2 separate regions of the Homo sapiens genome follow, and region 1 is linked to region 2. A link is an interaction called in ENCODE POLR2A ChIA-PET data of the cell type or tissue named here. Cell type or tissue: PC-3. All regions are shown on one strand.

The links. ChIA-PET counts read pairs that join two places held together with the same protein. Peaks named below come from ENCODE experiments on the same cell type or tissue, not always from the same donor. Only the 100,000 strongest peaks of a DNase experiment are listed, where the experiment ranks them.
Region 1: POLR2A ChIA-PET joins it to region 2 with 5 read pairs; 4 of 35 experiments call an interaction of 5 or more read pairs at or near these places.

What each region holds. Positions count from the first base shown.
Region 1 is chr2:58,559,695-58,567,694 of GRCh38, forward strand. All of the region lies in intron 1 of LINC01122 (long intergenic non-protein coding RNA 1122), which reads left to right. Among named protein-coding and RNA genes, the nearest start is that of LINC01122, 43 kb to the left of the region's middle. In PC-3, no CTCF peak of the experiment used is centred here; no DNase peak of the experiment used is centred here.
Region 2 is chr2:58,729,962-58,737,961 of GRCh38, forward strand. The region is part of intron 2 of LINC01122 (long intergenic non-protein coding RNA 1122); the gene reads left to right. Among named protein-coding and RNA genes, the nearest start is that of LINC01122, 210 kb to the left of the region's middle. In PC-3, no CTCF peak of the experiment used is centred here; a DNase peak (open chromatin) is centred at 4,520; H3K27ac peaks cover 651 bases.

The DNA of each region.
Region 1 (8,000 bases), 170 kb before region 2:
TGTGTTAATGCCTATCTTATAATATACAATATATATTTCTTATTGTTAATTTGTTGATATTTATAAAAAAGCTGGCTATTCCAATTAGTAATTCTGAATTTAAAAATAAGATATTATTAAAACAAAAACAAATTATCAGATACTGTTAATTCTGAAATTCTACTGCTGTCATTTACAAGGTGTATGGTGTGCCATGATGTTTGTTAACATCAAAATTAATCAGACACTTCTTCTTGGCTCACCTCACTGATCAGAGGGCAAAAAGGCGGGGATTGGGGGAGCTCCTAAAGGAGAACACTAGCAGACAAAAAGAAAAGTAATTTTATTTTTAGTGATGAGATGGTTTGATCATTGGTTGTGGCTTAGTGGTTTAGAGATGGAAGGATAGGTGCATAATTTATAAATAAATGATAAGTACCTATACTCATATTTTTTAAAGCATTCTACTTCCATGCAGAATTCCATTTTCTGAATCCCACCCACTGCTTGTCCACCTGCAAGCACCAGACCGAGAGGAGGCCACTCCTATTCTCAGGCTTGTTAATATTAGATACAATATAATATTACATACAAGGGACAGGGATGTTACATTTAGAGAGAGTTAAGATTTCAAGTTTCCCAACAAAAGTAGAAAAAACAAACATTCCATCCTCAACTTTAGCTTTTAAAGATGTTGTAGAAGTATATGAAGAAATGGAGAAAGGATGGTGATAGTAATAGAATGGTTCTGCTAGTGATAACATGCTTGTTTTTAACTTTATATGCACCCACTTTAAATCCCCAATTGAACATTTCTAGTGGCTACTTGTTTTCTTGTAGAAATCTGGTATTTCCTGATTATCCCGATTATTGACAGAGTTTTTAGATGTGTCCTTACCATGGATGACAGTATTAAATCACTGTAGATATGCCGTCATCGTCTTTAGGGCCAGTCATTACTATCCCAAAAAAGAGAGATAAATAAAGGAGAGGAATGGCAGTGAGTCATTAGACCCTCTGCAGAGAAACTACTTACCAACATTGCTTTCATGAACTTTCCTTGTCAATGGGCTAGCAAAAAGAACAATGCTAGCCATTCACATAGACATGGAATTTGTGAATTTCTGAAGATTGGGGATTATTTCCAGTCCTGTTTTGGATTTTCATGAGCCATTAACTATTCTCTCTCTCTCTGTAAAGTATACATGCAAAATATGCAATGTTAAACATATTTGTTAAATGTATATATGTTAAAGATATGTTAAATGTGTTCATATATGTATTCATGTATTCATATATTCATGTATTCATATATAAACATGTATTCATATATTCATGTATTCATATATAAACATGTATTCATATTTTCTCATGATGTGTTAAATAGACATTATTCAATATATATTAAATAATATATGTGTAAGATATATCTGTCTATCCATCCATCCATCCATCCAACCATGTATCTCCTTGAAGTGTGAGATTAATAAATGGCCATATTTCTTTCCGTTGTTATGTTAGGACTTTACAAAATATATGGTGTTTGAGAGTGATGGGGAATTGGTGTGGGAATTTGCCAGGATAAATACTTCCAGGATAGGTTGGAATATGGGAAAAATGGCAAGTGTGGGAAAGAGTAGAGAGTTACCAGATATTTCGTAGCAATTGAGACAATCTGTGTTATGAACAAAATTACTCATTTGTATACTTCAGTTATTCTTCTGTTGAGTATAGATAATAATATTTCTTATCTCACTTGCCCCAAGCTGCCGTTCCCAAACAGCTGCCATATACTAGGTCTCTTGCAGTTTATGACATCCAGAGGCAGAAAAAACGAATGCCTTTTTTTTTTTTTTTTTTGAGACGGAGTCTCACTCTGTCGCCCAGTGGTGAGATCTCCCCTCACTGCAAGCTCCGCCTCCCGGGTTGACGCCATTCTCATGCCTCAGCCTCCCGAGTAGCTGGGAGTACAGGCGCCCACCACCAAGCCTGGCTAATTTTTTGTATTTTTAGTAGAGACGGGGTTTCACCGTGTTAGCCAGGATGTTCTCGATTTCCTGACCTCGTGATCGGCCCGTCTTGGCCTTCCAAAGTGCTGGGATTACAGGCGTGAGCCACCGCGCCCGGCTGGAATGCGTCTGATTTTTGTACCATTTAAAGAGGTGAAAAGCTCCCCTAGAAATCTCCCTGTAGATGCTCCCTGGTATTTCTTTGGCCAGAATCGTGGCACCTGCCAGTGTTTGAACCAGACACTTACATGAGGGATGTGTTTTTCTGAGGCAGCAAAAGAGAAGACATTGCTCAGTTCAGAACAAGAAAGGGCAGTCTTCTAAAGCTTTTTGTCCCGCAGTTTCAAATAAGAAAAAACCTTCTGACCCATAAGAGTTAGGAATTTTGTACAGAGTCATTACAAATGTTGTCATCTAAATCCTGTTTGATGCAGAAAGGTGTCAGTGGCTTTAAAATTTTTTCAGTTTAAGTCATTCAGAAATTCTTTCGAAGTATATACATTGATAAGACAAAAACAGTCTACCACCTTATCTCCTAGATAAATCCAGATTCTGAATCTGTTTCTACCACCGTTTCCCAATTAAACAGCCAAAAAAGTCATTCCTTAGAATGGATTAATGACCTGCAAAATTCCATTTAAACATAGCCATTCTTGAGTTTTATTAGTGGAAAAATACAAACTGGTCTGTGGTCATGGATTATTACAGATTCACTCCAGACTGCTGAATTGAACTCTGATGAACCTGCGACACTCTCCATTAAACCTCAAAATGAGCTTTCTCTTAATTGGGGAGTAGGAAGGGAAAGTAAACTAGTGGCTGGTAAATGCCAGACTTGTGAATCATTTCTTTATTTTGGACAAGAGTGTTGAAACGTTTTTAGATGTGCATGGAATTAAAAGAGAACAGGGTGGGGAAAGGAATTTATTTATTTATCAAGCCCTACACTTTTTCTGGGCAAATGTATGCATGGTATTTTTTAGACCTCAATATAATGCAAGAGGAAAGTAGTATTGTACTCATTTTTAGAGGATAAAATTGATTCTAGGAAGGTTAAGTGACTTGTGCCAGGCTAAATAATTAGTAGTGGCCCTAGGATTGAAACAAAAGCATTCTATAGATATTTATTGAGTTAAGCTCTAGCTACTAATATCTATCTATCTATCTATCTATCTATCTATCTATCTATCTATCTATCTATATAGTGAAAGAACCAGACATGATCTTTGTCTTTCTGGGGCTTATGGTTTAGAGGGGAAAACTAATATTAAAAAAAAAAAACTTCATGTAAAAATATATGTGATTATAAAGTTTGATAAGTATTATGAATAAAAAGTTCAGGGGGACATAATTTTCCTTGGAATGTCAGAATATGTAAGTAGGGACCTGAAAAATGAGGAACTATTATCTAGGTGAAGAATGGAGATAATTCTGTTCCCTCCAAGGAAATGGCCTATGTCAAGGCTCCAAGTAGGACATAAAAACTGACTGGAATAACCAGAGCATAGTAATTGAGGATGGTGTGATGAGGCTAGAAAATAGGCAAGGACCAGATTTTTATAGAGCTTTGGAAGACATGATACGGATTTAGATTTTTATCTAAAATGCAGGTCGGCCTGGCACAGTGGCTCATGCCTGTAATCCCAGCACTCTGGGAGGCTGAGGTGAGCAGATCACCTGAGCTCAGGAGTTCAAGACCAGCCTGGCCAACATGATGAAACCCCATCTCTACTAAAAATACAAAACTTAGTCAGGCATGGTTGCAGGCACCTGTAATCCCCACTACTTGGGAGGCTGAGGCACGAGAATCTCTTGTACCCAGGAAGCAGAGGTTGCAGTGAGCCGAGATTGTGACACTGCACTCCAACCTCACAACAGAGTTAAGACTGTGTCTCAAAATAAAATAAAATAAAATGCAGAGGAATACCATTGAAGCAGGGCAATGTCATAATTAAGATTCACAAAATCATACCTGTTGCTATGTAAGAAATGGATTAGAGGGGTTTCTTTCATATCTAGATCATACAACAAACACTTTTAATCATAATTATATGTTTCTAGTGTTGTTAGTTAAATGAATGAAAGAATAAATGAATAATTGGATCTGCAGATAAAATGTAGAACAACGCTTTAAAAGACAAATGAATTTTTGTTAGTCAGCACCAGAGAGAGAATTACCTACTAACATGGCTCTGAGAAAGTATTATAATATGGTTCTAAAGATAAAATTTACCTACCTCACATTTTTTATTTCTTTTTTCCTACTCTTATATATTAATATTAGGTTGGTGCAAAAGTGCTTTAGAGATTGAGCTTTTCAGAACTCTCTGCTTAAATTAAATGTATTTCCTTTTTAGAAACTTTAGCTTTCTTTAAGTTAAAGTTTCCTAATGCTGAATACCTAACAACCTGATAAAATTATTTTAGAGTTGAAGGAATCAAGAGCTCAAAATATGCCTTCACCCCACAGGTTTTCAAATTCAGAATGATAGCTGCTCAGTGTGTATTTATGTGCTTGCCAGTATATACTAGATATATTTAAAGTTTTTTAGTTCTTTTCCCTCTAAGCAGAGGCATTAATGGGCTATTATTGTTATAATGGGTGTATTGGTGGTTTATGAAGAAATTACTCTTAGGGGTATATGCATATTCACTTGTATATAAAGACAAACATTGACCCTCAAGGTGTCCATTTACATTTTAGGCTTTTCAGCTTCCTGACTTACAAGGGAACTATCAATATATTTAAAAATAAACAAAGAAATAACAGAATTGGAAGTCTACATAAAAGATCACCTAACCCACTGCATGGTTTGGATGTGTCTCTCAAAATTTGTGTGTTAATTCCAAATGCAACAGTGTTGGGAGGTGGAAACTAATGGGAAGTGTTTAGATCAGGAGGGCTTTGCCCTCATGAATAGATTAATTCTACTATGAAAAGGGTTTGAGGGAGTGGGTTCACTCTCTTTTGCTCTTCTTCATGTGAACACCCAGTACCTTGATCTCGGACTTACCAGCCTCCAGAACAGTGATAAATAAATTTCCGTTTTTAAAAATAATTTACCCAGCCTGTGGTATTCTATGATAGCAATAAAAAACAAACTAAAACACCCACCATGTTTATATTTCAAGCAGAGAAGCTTTTGTAAGGAGTTGGGCTCCTTTTTTGTTGTCATCGAGGAAAGACAGTGTCTCTCCCCACTGGTCACTGAGGATCTGTAATAATCTCCTTGAGAGCAGGTCACTATCTGAAGTAGAATATCATTTGGCCTTGTACACCTTGAGACCCCTGTGGTGATCAGACATTTGAATATGCTATCCTCTCTGTCTGGAATGTTTTCTTCTCTCCTTTTCACTTCATACTCATCCTTCAAAATGCAGTGATCTTATTTTTCTAGGGCAGTCTTCCCTGAACTCTCTTTTATGTTAAATTAGATTATACTATCTTTTGGGGCCCTCTGAGTACCATGGAATTTATCACAGCTGAAACTTTACAAATATTTGTGTGGTTATTTGATTAATATTTAGTTTGTGAGCTCCTAAGGTAAATAACAGCTCAATGACAGTGACATCCAGCATATATGAATGCAACCAAGGAAAGGCAATTAATATCTTCACCAGTTTCACAATAAAACAGTATTTTAAAAATATTTCTTTTTTTTTTTTTTTTTTGAGACGGAGTTTTGCTGTTGTTGCCCAGGCTGGAGTGCAGTGGCGCGATCTTGACTCACTGCAAACTCCCCCTCCCGCTTTCAAGCGATTCTTCTGCCTCAGCCTCCCAAGTAGCTGGGGTTACAGGTGCCAGCCACCATGCCCAGCTAATTTTTTGTATTTTTAGTAGAGACAGGTTTTCACCATGTTGGCCAGGCTGGTCTTGAACTCTTGACCTCAGGTGATCTGCCTACCTCAGCCTCACAAAGTGCTGGGATTACAGGCTTGAGTCACCATGCCTGGCTTAAAGATGTTTCTTATCAAGATTAAGTTTATTACAAAAGATGTCTCATTATTAGAATGCTATAGAAATTCCTTCCTTTTTTTACTTATTTATTTATTTTTGAGACAGTCTCGCTTTGTCACCCAAGCTGGAGTGCGGTGTTGTGATCATGGCTCACTGCTGCCTCAACCTCCTGGCTGCAAGTGATCCACCCACCTCAGCCTTCCAAGTAGCTGGGAGTACAGGCATATGCCACCATGCCTAGCTAATATTTTAAATTTTTGTGGAGATGGCATCTTGCTATGTTGCTGAGGCTGGCCTTGAACTCCTGGGTTCATGCCATCCTCTCATCTTGGCCTTCCAAAGTGCTGGAATTACAGGTCTGAGCCACCATGCCTGGCACCTTTCTCCTTTTCAAATAAATCAACTAAAGTCATGAAAATCGAAGTCTTTTAGCAGTTAATTTCAGTGTCTTGTCTGCAACCCACACTTAGAATTATGTTTTACATAATGACCGTAAACCTGCGAATATGAATAAAAGTTTTATGAAAAACTTCCATCATACTATACAATCTCCCACTGTATTGTAATAAAGGATGCTGATCATAAACCCCCAAACTGATGTACCTTCCATCAATGGGTTGTGATGCAATGTTTGAAAAGTACTTAAAGTGTTTATCTAATTGGGATTCTTCTCTATTACAAAATAGATAACTGAAAATTTAAATTATCTACCCATTGATAGTGTTACATATGCTTTTTTATTTTCTTCTTTATAGTATTCTGTATTGTCTACTTACTAAAATTAAATATATTGCATTTGTACTCAGAAACTAAGTTTAGGGAAATAAAGTTCCTTTTCAGTTATTACTTTGTTACTGCTAAAATATATACTTTTTTGATATTCTAACAGTCTAAATCTTTGCTTTGCTTTTCACTAACTTCTCAGCTCACACTAGTCTCATCTCAACAAAGATTTCTCTTTTTTGAATCTTCATAAAATCCTCCAGCTTCCAATTTGTATCTGAAGAGCTATTACATAAAACTGATTTCCCAGTACTTGTTTGGCAAAGCCTCACTTATATCCAATATTTAGATACTCTGAAGACAAGTACTGTGGGTGTCATTCACAATTTAGATTATCAACTTCTGGCCAGGAAATTCACTTTATTGCAGTATGTATAGTGCAAAGTACTTTGTGTTGTTTGTGTTTAACATTGTTTGTTAGTATCATTATCAACATAGTAATGTTATAAATAGCATTGTCAGAAACTACAACAGTCACTAAGATAACAGCCTTAACACCAGTGGCATGTACAGTATGCCATTATATTAATTATCACAATGGATCTGACAGGCTGCTCCTAAGAATTCACAGTAGTGAGTAGTTTATGATTTTAAACTCAAGAGGAAAACTGGAGAATACATCAATCCTAATACACTGTTGTCTCTGTGAACCTCCCTCTTTTTCTCAGTTTTAAAAAATAAAGAGGAAAATGATAAACTATTACTGAACCACATTCATTAATGGAATTAAATAAGTTGTTAGCTCTGTAATAAAGAAATGTGACAAAGAGTACATAATTTTTTTGCTCTATAATTTGATCATTGTCATTTGGCTGGATACAAGTAGTTCATCAGAAGGAAATTGTGCGTACCCAACAAGGTAAAGCTGTGAAAGAAAAGAGAATGTTGCATATTTATATTTATATTTCTAAATATGATTCCATTGAGAAAATATTTTCCTCTGTTGGGGAAAGGAATGGCATGTCATCTCTAAGCTGGTTTTATAATTTGGTATGTTGTAGATTCTGTAGTCATGAACATTAGGAGTGGGATAAAAGTCACTATCACTGCAATGTCCTCCCAATCTAAATAGTAAAACTGAACTTAACAAAAGGATATTTTTCCCTGTGGTATAAATTAAAAGTTGATTGTAATTCATAAAATGAACTTCTAATACTGCTTCTGAAAGCTTTATGTATACATGGATAATTTACTTATTTATTCCTATAGCACTGGACAGAAATGAATACTCAAAGTGTCCTCAATGTTTAGGGGTTCCTACAGAGTATAAA
Region 2 (8,000 bases):
AAGTCTACTTTATTTTTTTTTCACCACTTCTCAATTTGCTTTTGCACTTATTTTCCTGTGCTTACAAGTCATCCTTTATTATAACTGATATATGAGCTGACACCTAAAATCAAATCTTGTTTAGCCATTCTTTTGTTGATTTCGATTGTCCAGCTAGTATGCATATTGAGGGTAAGAAGGCCTTTTCTCCTGCATTTCCTATAGAGCTGGGCACACAATAGTTAGTCAATACATAGTTCTTTTAATTGATTGTCAACTTGTTTATCCTTGCTATAAACCAGCATGAGAAGAGGGGCGCAAGTCAATTTAACAACTACTTAATTATTTTCAATTAGATGCTGCATTGCGGAGAAATAGGGAACCCCCCCAAATGAGGAAAAAGTTGTGATGCAGAAAAAAAATGAGTGCAAAATAACTACTGCCATGTAATTTGAGAAATAGAAACACAGGGCATCCAAAAGATGGGGAAAAAATACATCTGGTTTGGAAAATTAGAAAAAATGAATGATATTGTTTCTATTACAATGGACACTGTCAGTTGCATTTTATCCATCTCGAGTTCAACTGCTTTATCATCAAATACAACTGAAAACTGCACCAGACTTATTTGGAAATGGAAGGCTGGACCTCATTCTTGTATGCATTGGTAGGGCATGCCTTCTGTATCATTTGGAATCCAGGTACTTACACTGATGGGGCCCCTTATGACATGGACTTCTCTTCACACAACATATTTCTTTAGAAGTAAATCTCATAATGCAAATATATTTGTATTTAAATTTAGATGTGCTTATGTTTTAATTTTTAAAAAGCTAACAGATGTGTAGAATGGAAAAGTGAAGAGTACACTTTAAAAAAATCATCTGTGATCATTCCAGTGCCCATGCAGAGGTGTTTAACATTCCTCCCTCTGCACATCTCTCTGACCCAACACGACTCTGTGAGCATTTGCTCCCTTATCTCTCCCATCAGCCTCTGTTCAGTTACCTTTCAGTATCGTTCACACTATACATAGTCTTTTACCAAGGAACATAAATCTTTTTCCTGTCTCAACAAAAAAGTGCTTGGTGTAATCATGCACCACCAGCACTAGCCACATTTTGCTGATCCTTTTTTTTTTTTTTATTTTAAACTACTAGGAATTAAATTAGTTTTGCCATATTGTTCCCACGAATAATTTTTGTCTCCCCTTTGAAGATAAACTATACCTTCTTCCTTTTCTTTATTGAGTTAGGGGGAAAAAGATTTGAAAAGATTTGTAATTAAACTTATTACACACTTCAATAAACTAATCTATCATGAATCACTCTTTAACAAATTTGACATCTGTAATAAAACTTTGCTTTTACATACTTCTTTATGTCAGCCCAGATCTTTTAATATTCTTAGTGAGGGAGCCAAAATAATGATAGACTCTTTGTCAGTACAATTAGCATAAATGCCCTGAATAATTGGAAAACATCTACACTTTAAACTTCACTGTGGCCCATTTTGTCTTAGCATTTTGATCTTTCTTTTTTCGCGGGAGGAGGAATAAGCCAGTATGTTCCTCTTTTCTTGATCCTAATGTGAAATTCTGTTTCTGCATATCTAAATACATATCTGACTCAACCCCTTAGAAACTTTGCCCACATCTTTATCTCCTTCCCCATTCACTAGCTTCCCCACTCTGTAAAGTTAAAAAGAATTATGAGTGTCAGCCAAGAGAATGCTGGGCTGCGGAAGTGTGTGATTTGAAGATGTTGATGATAAGCACGGAGAATTACAACTACCCTCTTTAACTAGAATGCCATGTGTTTTCCTCACCACCTACAAAATCCCACTGGCAACTTAGAGGCATAGTGTTTTGTTTGGGTCTGTATCTTACTTTTCAATATGCTGTAATAGAGCAAGCATGTTCAATATATGAGGCAATTAATTTAAAAAATATTTAGCTCATGTACTTTGGAAAGAAATCAGCTCAATTCAGAAATATTATAACAGTTCTAAAATCCCACTCTCTAAGACAAAAGAGGGCTAATTCAGAGTCTGAATAACGAAGATTGTTAAGAGATGTGTTACCTAAAATGCCGGTGAGATTAATTTCTTCAGCAACTTTCAGGATACTTGACAGCCTTTACACAAATAAATATAAGAGCTATTTTACATAATAGGTAGTTAATATATGGAATGCAGTACCTAAAGTAAAAGAAAAATAGCTTTATAATAGATTTAATTTTATTCACTAATTTGAAGTTGATTCTGTAGAGAACCACTACACCGTCCTATAAAAATACTCCCCACCCTTAGTTTTATAGCTAGAAAGAGGGTACTGAACTAAATTGACAGTGGTTAAGTATTGTGGTTTATTTATTCTGTTATTTTCAGTTAGTTATTAAGAGACTTGCTAATAATTCTTGTCTCATTTATTGTGTCTTTATGGAATGTTTTTAGAGTACAAATGGGTGTTTAATTTTTCATAAGAATCTTTGAATTTATAAACAAAACATTTTAAAGATGGATCTAAAATTAAGGTGGCTTTAAACTCTGTACTAGCTGTAAGGCATCAATGTCTATAAACAAAGTCAGTCCAGGTGCTATTTAGAGTTAGGGTTCATCAGTAAGCACAGGTTTACTCAAATTTTCTTTTCTTCTTTCTTCAAAGTATAATGAAAATGGTCAAGAGCTATGCATCAAACACATTGTTAGATGCTTAGGGACATAGCAAATTGGTAGAAAATAAAATTTCTCCCCACAAGATTTCCAATCTGATTACAGAGAAGGCCCAAAGCATAGTGGATTATGATCCAGCTACAAGTGGCACATCCAAACAGAATTAGGAGGAGGAACAATGATTTGGTGTAAAGTAGTTTAAAAACAAATTCTGGAGAAGGAAGAATGTGAACCAGGTCGAGGAGGAAGAGTAGGTAGGAAACATTGCAATGCAGGGCAGAAGAGAGCAGAGTGAAGTGGCATGCAAACAGTATAAGGAAAATGTGTAGGCATGGATTGTCATGAATACGGGAATGATGAAAAGAACTCTGGACTAAAATCAGAAGAGGTAAGTTTTAAATATTGCCTCTGATATTCTGCTTGTCCATCTATAAAATGGGAATATTTATACCTACTTTGAATGTCATACAGAGGAGTTTATGGCTGAAAAATATACTTGTGAAAGTGTCTTGTAAGTTGTAGATCTGAGTTTTATTGTTGTGTTCATTGTTATGCGTATGATGTTTGTGGAAGCAGGGTTGGAGAGAAGTGGAACAGGAGGCCTAAGAAAGCCATTGCCAGTGGAGAGGAATTTAGACTTGCTTCAGGAGATAGAACTAGCCACAGGAAAAATTATGAAGTTCAATTAAATTCCAGTAATATTTACTGATATTGTAATATGTGGTAGTGGTAGAGATTGGTAGAGATTGAATGTGGAGAAGACAGATGTGGGCCCTGCCCTCCCTGAACTTATGATCTTAAGATATTTTCCCCAGCACCCTGTCCTAGTGCCAAACCTACAGAACCTTAAGCATGACCACAATATTACCCATCTGAAAAGTATTGTCTTAAATCATAACCTCTTGAAGCTTTAAGCATATTGGAAAAAAATGACTAGGTATTACATAACATAAAAATGCCAGGTGCTTGGGGAATAATACTAAGCTTTTTACTGAGGAAGTAACACAATACAAATGATATTTGAGGAATATTAGTTAGTTGGGAGTGTGAAGAGCATATTATTGAGAAGTATAGCCCAGAAATTTACTGCTTCCTGAATATCTGAGTGCTTTTCATATATCCCAGGGTCTTTTCCAACTAGCAGCACCATGTTACTAATTCTGGATAATGGGCTGTGAACAGGTGTATTTCATTTCCAGACAACAGTTTTAAGGGTTCGTGCATGGCCATCTAGGTTCTTCTTACCTAGTATGGCAACCCAGGAGGTTTCCACTTGTGGTGGCAGAGACCCAAGATGGAAACAACTTGTGTCTCTGAATTACTTAACACAGGGAGCTGCTTTGAAGATACTCTTGGAACTGCAGCAGACTCTGTGAGCATGAACTTACCCTCTCTCACCTTAAACTGAGTCCTATCCTGACTCTTCCAGAGAAATAGGCTGCTGACAATAACATCTGCTAAATGACAGGAATATTATTTTGGGGATGAGATGATACAGCTTAAGAGCTGGGGAATGCCTTGAATGCTCTGCTTACAGTTCCCAGTCCTTACATGTCACTTTCTTCAACCTCTTACCTGTTAAAAGAAGGCTGCAGGTTGAAAACAAATAAAACAGATTTTTTGTTAGTCTTTTCAAGATTATATACAAAAAATAAAAACAAAGACAGCAAATAAACTGAGAATCAAATCCCAAGGATGGTAGTTTGGTGCATAAAGTTATGTTCTCTGAGGGAAGACATAAATGTTGGATTATAATATCTGCACTGGAATATTCCACTGAAGCTTTCTTATGTCCAGGTTTTCTTTTGATGACTAAGTGTGCCAGCAATGACTCTGACATCTACTGCTATGTCATGTGGGCTTTGTTTACTGTATGAGCAATTTCTCAATGAAGAGAGGCATTTCAATTATTCCCAGTAGCTGTGTGCCTGTTGACACCTTGATGCTGTATAGGAAAGAGTGAGTGAGCTTTAGCCTCTGGAGCCAAACACATTTTATCAAGAAACAGTTTCAGCAATTGACTCTCATCTGGTCATGTTACTTATATCTTGTTATCTCTCAAGGGCCCTGTAATTAAAGCAGGTGTGTGTCCTCTTAAATTACACATGTGGCAACTGTAGACATTGTAGTAAGTTTTAACGGGAGTCCCTAATGACCTGCAGATTCAGTAATTACAGTGAAGCCACTGGTGTGAGTGTTTGGCCAGGGAGAGTGTCAAAATGGGCAAATATATTCCAAAGTGATGGGCTTGAAGGATGTAACCTAACAGAACCAGGAGACTTTTCAAACAAAATCACAAAGATCTCTCCCTCCCTCCCTTCCTCCCTTCCTCCCTCCCTCCCTCCTTCCTTTGTTCCTTCCTTCCTTCCTATTTCCTCCCTCCTTCTCTCTCCTCTCTCCCTCCCTGTCTATAAATAGACTAAAGCAGAATTTGAATTTAGATGTTTTCACAATATTCAATGTAACAAGTAAGAGGCCTTCTTGCTATTTTAATAGCTAATATTTTAATAATCAAGTGACCCAAAATTGTTTTTATGGCAGTTTGGAGGCTACTTTTTATGTCTTAATTGGGTAAAGGTCATGTTCCACAATTCTTGAAAGTTGTGGAAAGGTAAAGACAATTGAGGAGGAAGGAAGAAAGTGTTGAGGTGAGTGAAAAGAAGGTAAGAAGGAATATGTGACAAACAGGACCCAAAAGGAAGAACCAGAGGAGGAGTGATGGTATTTTTCTTGAGGCAAATGGAGAAGGGGAAAATAAAGACCTTCCTCTGAATACATGTGTTTTGCGAAGGTAATTCCACCTAAAGAATAGCAGCACTGTGGCTATGTTCAATGTTCTTATATTTACTTTTTAAGAGGAACATAAAACAACCTTCTCAAGTTATTCTAGAGCAAGAAATATGTAGTAGATGTTACTGGTTCCCTCGGTCCCCTTATTTATAGAAAGCAACCCTTGTGCATTTGGATGGCTTCTGACCTCAAGCTCCTTTCAGTTTCTCTACTTCAGGGAATTCTCTTAGGCCAGTGGTCCCCATTCCCCAGGCCATGGACGTGGACCAGTACCAGTTAATGACCTGTTAGGAGCCAGGCTGCACAGCAGGAGGTGAGCAGAGGGCCAGTGAGCATTACTACCTGAGCTCCTCCTGTCAGAACAGCAGGAACAATTGATTCTCGTAGGAGCAGGGACCCTCTTGTGAACAGTGCATGCGAGGGATCTAGGTTATGCACTCCTTATGAGAATCTAACTAATTTCTGATGATCTGAGGTGGAACAGTTTCATCCTGAAGCCATTCCCCGCACACCCCTTTAATGGAAAACATTTCATGTTTCATGGAAAACATTTTTTCCATGAAAATTGTCCCTGGTGCCAAAAAGGTTGGGGATCCCTGTCTTATGCTTTAGCTTTTTTAGCCCCAATTAGATGCAGCCTTGATGTATGGGGGAGAAGCTCTCAGGGTTGGGGCAACTATCAATTATGGGCTGTGACAGAGGCTGAATGCCCCAGCCTTCTGTCTTGCTGTAGTTCCAATAAAGTTCATTTCTACTTGGCTCCTGAGGGACTCCAGTGGGAATAAGCCTCAGATGTCCACAGTGATAATCAGCTCAAAACTCATCTTGACTAGCTTTGCTTCCTTTCTGAACTCTCTCTGCTCCTTCACTTTGGCTTCCTGGGATTCCATCCAAATAACCTCAGTTCACCAAACCCTTGTTTCAGTTTTGGCTTTGAGGGAATCCAAATTAAGATACACTATTTTCATCATAAAATGTTTTTCAAACTCAACTCTCCTGTACATTTTATCTACATTTTTTTATTTTTATTTTTATTTTATTTTTATTTTTTTGAGATGGAGTTTCACTCTTCTTGCCCAGGCTGGAGTGCAATGGTGCAGTCTTGGCTCACTGCAGCCTTCGACTTCTGGGTTCAAGCGATTCTCCTGTCTCAGCATCCCAAGTAGCTGGGATTACAGGTGCCCACCACCACACCTGGCTAATTTTTGTATTTTTAGTAGAGACAGGGTTTCACCATGTTGGCCAGGCTGATCTGGAACTCCTGACCTCAGGCGATCCGTCCCCCTTGGCCTCCCAAAGTGCTGGGATTACCGGTGTGAGCCACCACGCCAGCCCATTTTATCTATTTTTAAAAATGTTTTTGGAATAAGTTGCATTGAAATATACAAGACACAGAGAACCTTAGAGGATGGAAATCAGAATGATGAGATAAGCTCTTCCCCTTTCTACACCTTTTTTTTTATTGGGCAGGCTAGATGCTCACTGGTACTTTCAGGGTTATTATCAGAAGTGCTAATTGGTTAACACATACACAGTTTATTGTACCATTACAGGGGAAAATGTATTATTTTTATTTCTTTTTCCTGAGCCCCCACAACTGTTGAGAACTGTTTAACCTCTAAGTTATTAACGATTTTTTTTTTCTGTAGAGATGACAATGGCTGATGATTTCTGTGTCCTTAGGGCAAGGGTAAATCTTGGTGTGCAGCCTGAACCAAACAGATAAATATAATTATTATTTCTGTATATTTGATGATGAAAGGGTTTCAGGCTCCACAGACTGATCTTTCTGTCGACAACTGTGTATTGCCGAAATTTTGATTAAAGGCTCACTGAAGTAGTTTATCAGTATTTGTTTGGTTTCAGGAAGTAAAATATGTGAGCTCAATATGAATGACAGACTACATCCATCGAGAGCATTTGTTTCTTCAGTCTGGGAAACTCAAAATCCTTGCTGTAGATAATGTATGAGGAAGATATTTTCTTTTCCCAGATTTGCATAGAGCTCAATAGTCCCCTGATTCCAGACATATTATGTTCTGTAGTAGCTTTCCTTGCCTCCATCTTCCTCCTGCAAATGTGAATCTGCTAGAATACAGACATCATTTAAAAAATAATTTAAACCCTTCAAATCCTCCTGTCTGGAAAATGTGTATACAATTTGTAACAGAGAAGCCCAAAGTGCTGCTGAAGAAAGCCAAAATATTTTGCTGACTTTTTGAAGAGATCATTTCTAGGCAAGGGAAAAAAATACTGATCTTGATAAAAGGAGAAAGAAAGTGAAAAAGCAGGTTCTGATTTTTAAGTTATTCCATAGAATATAGGCAATTCTTTTGCATTTTAAGAAATTACTTTAAAGATACTAAATGGGTGAGAAGGAGAAAGACATTGCAATAGCCCTTCATTGTTTTGAGTCAAAGAAACTAAACTTAGGGGCACTATAATAAATTTGATGTTTTCTCTGTATGTCTGAGAGAAAGACACAAAAGAGAAGGTGGGAGGGGAAAGAAAGGAAGGACGAGGGGAGAGAGGAAGAGAAAGAGAAAGGAGAGAACACA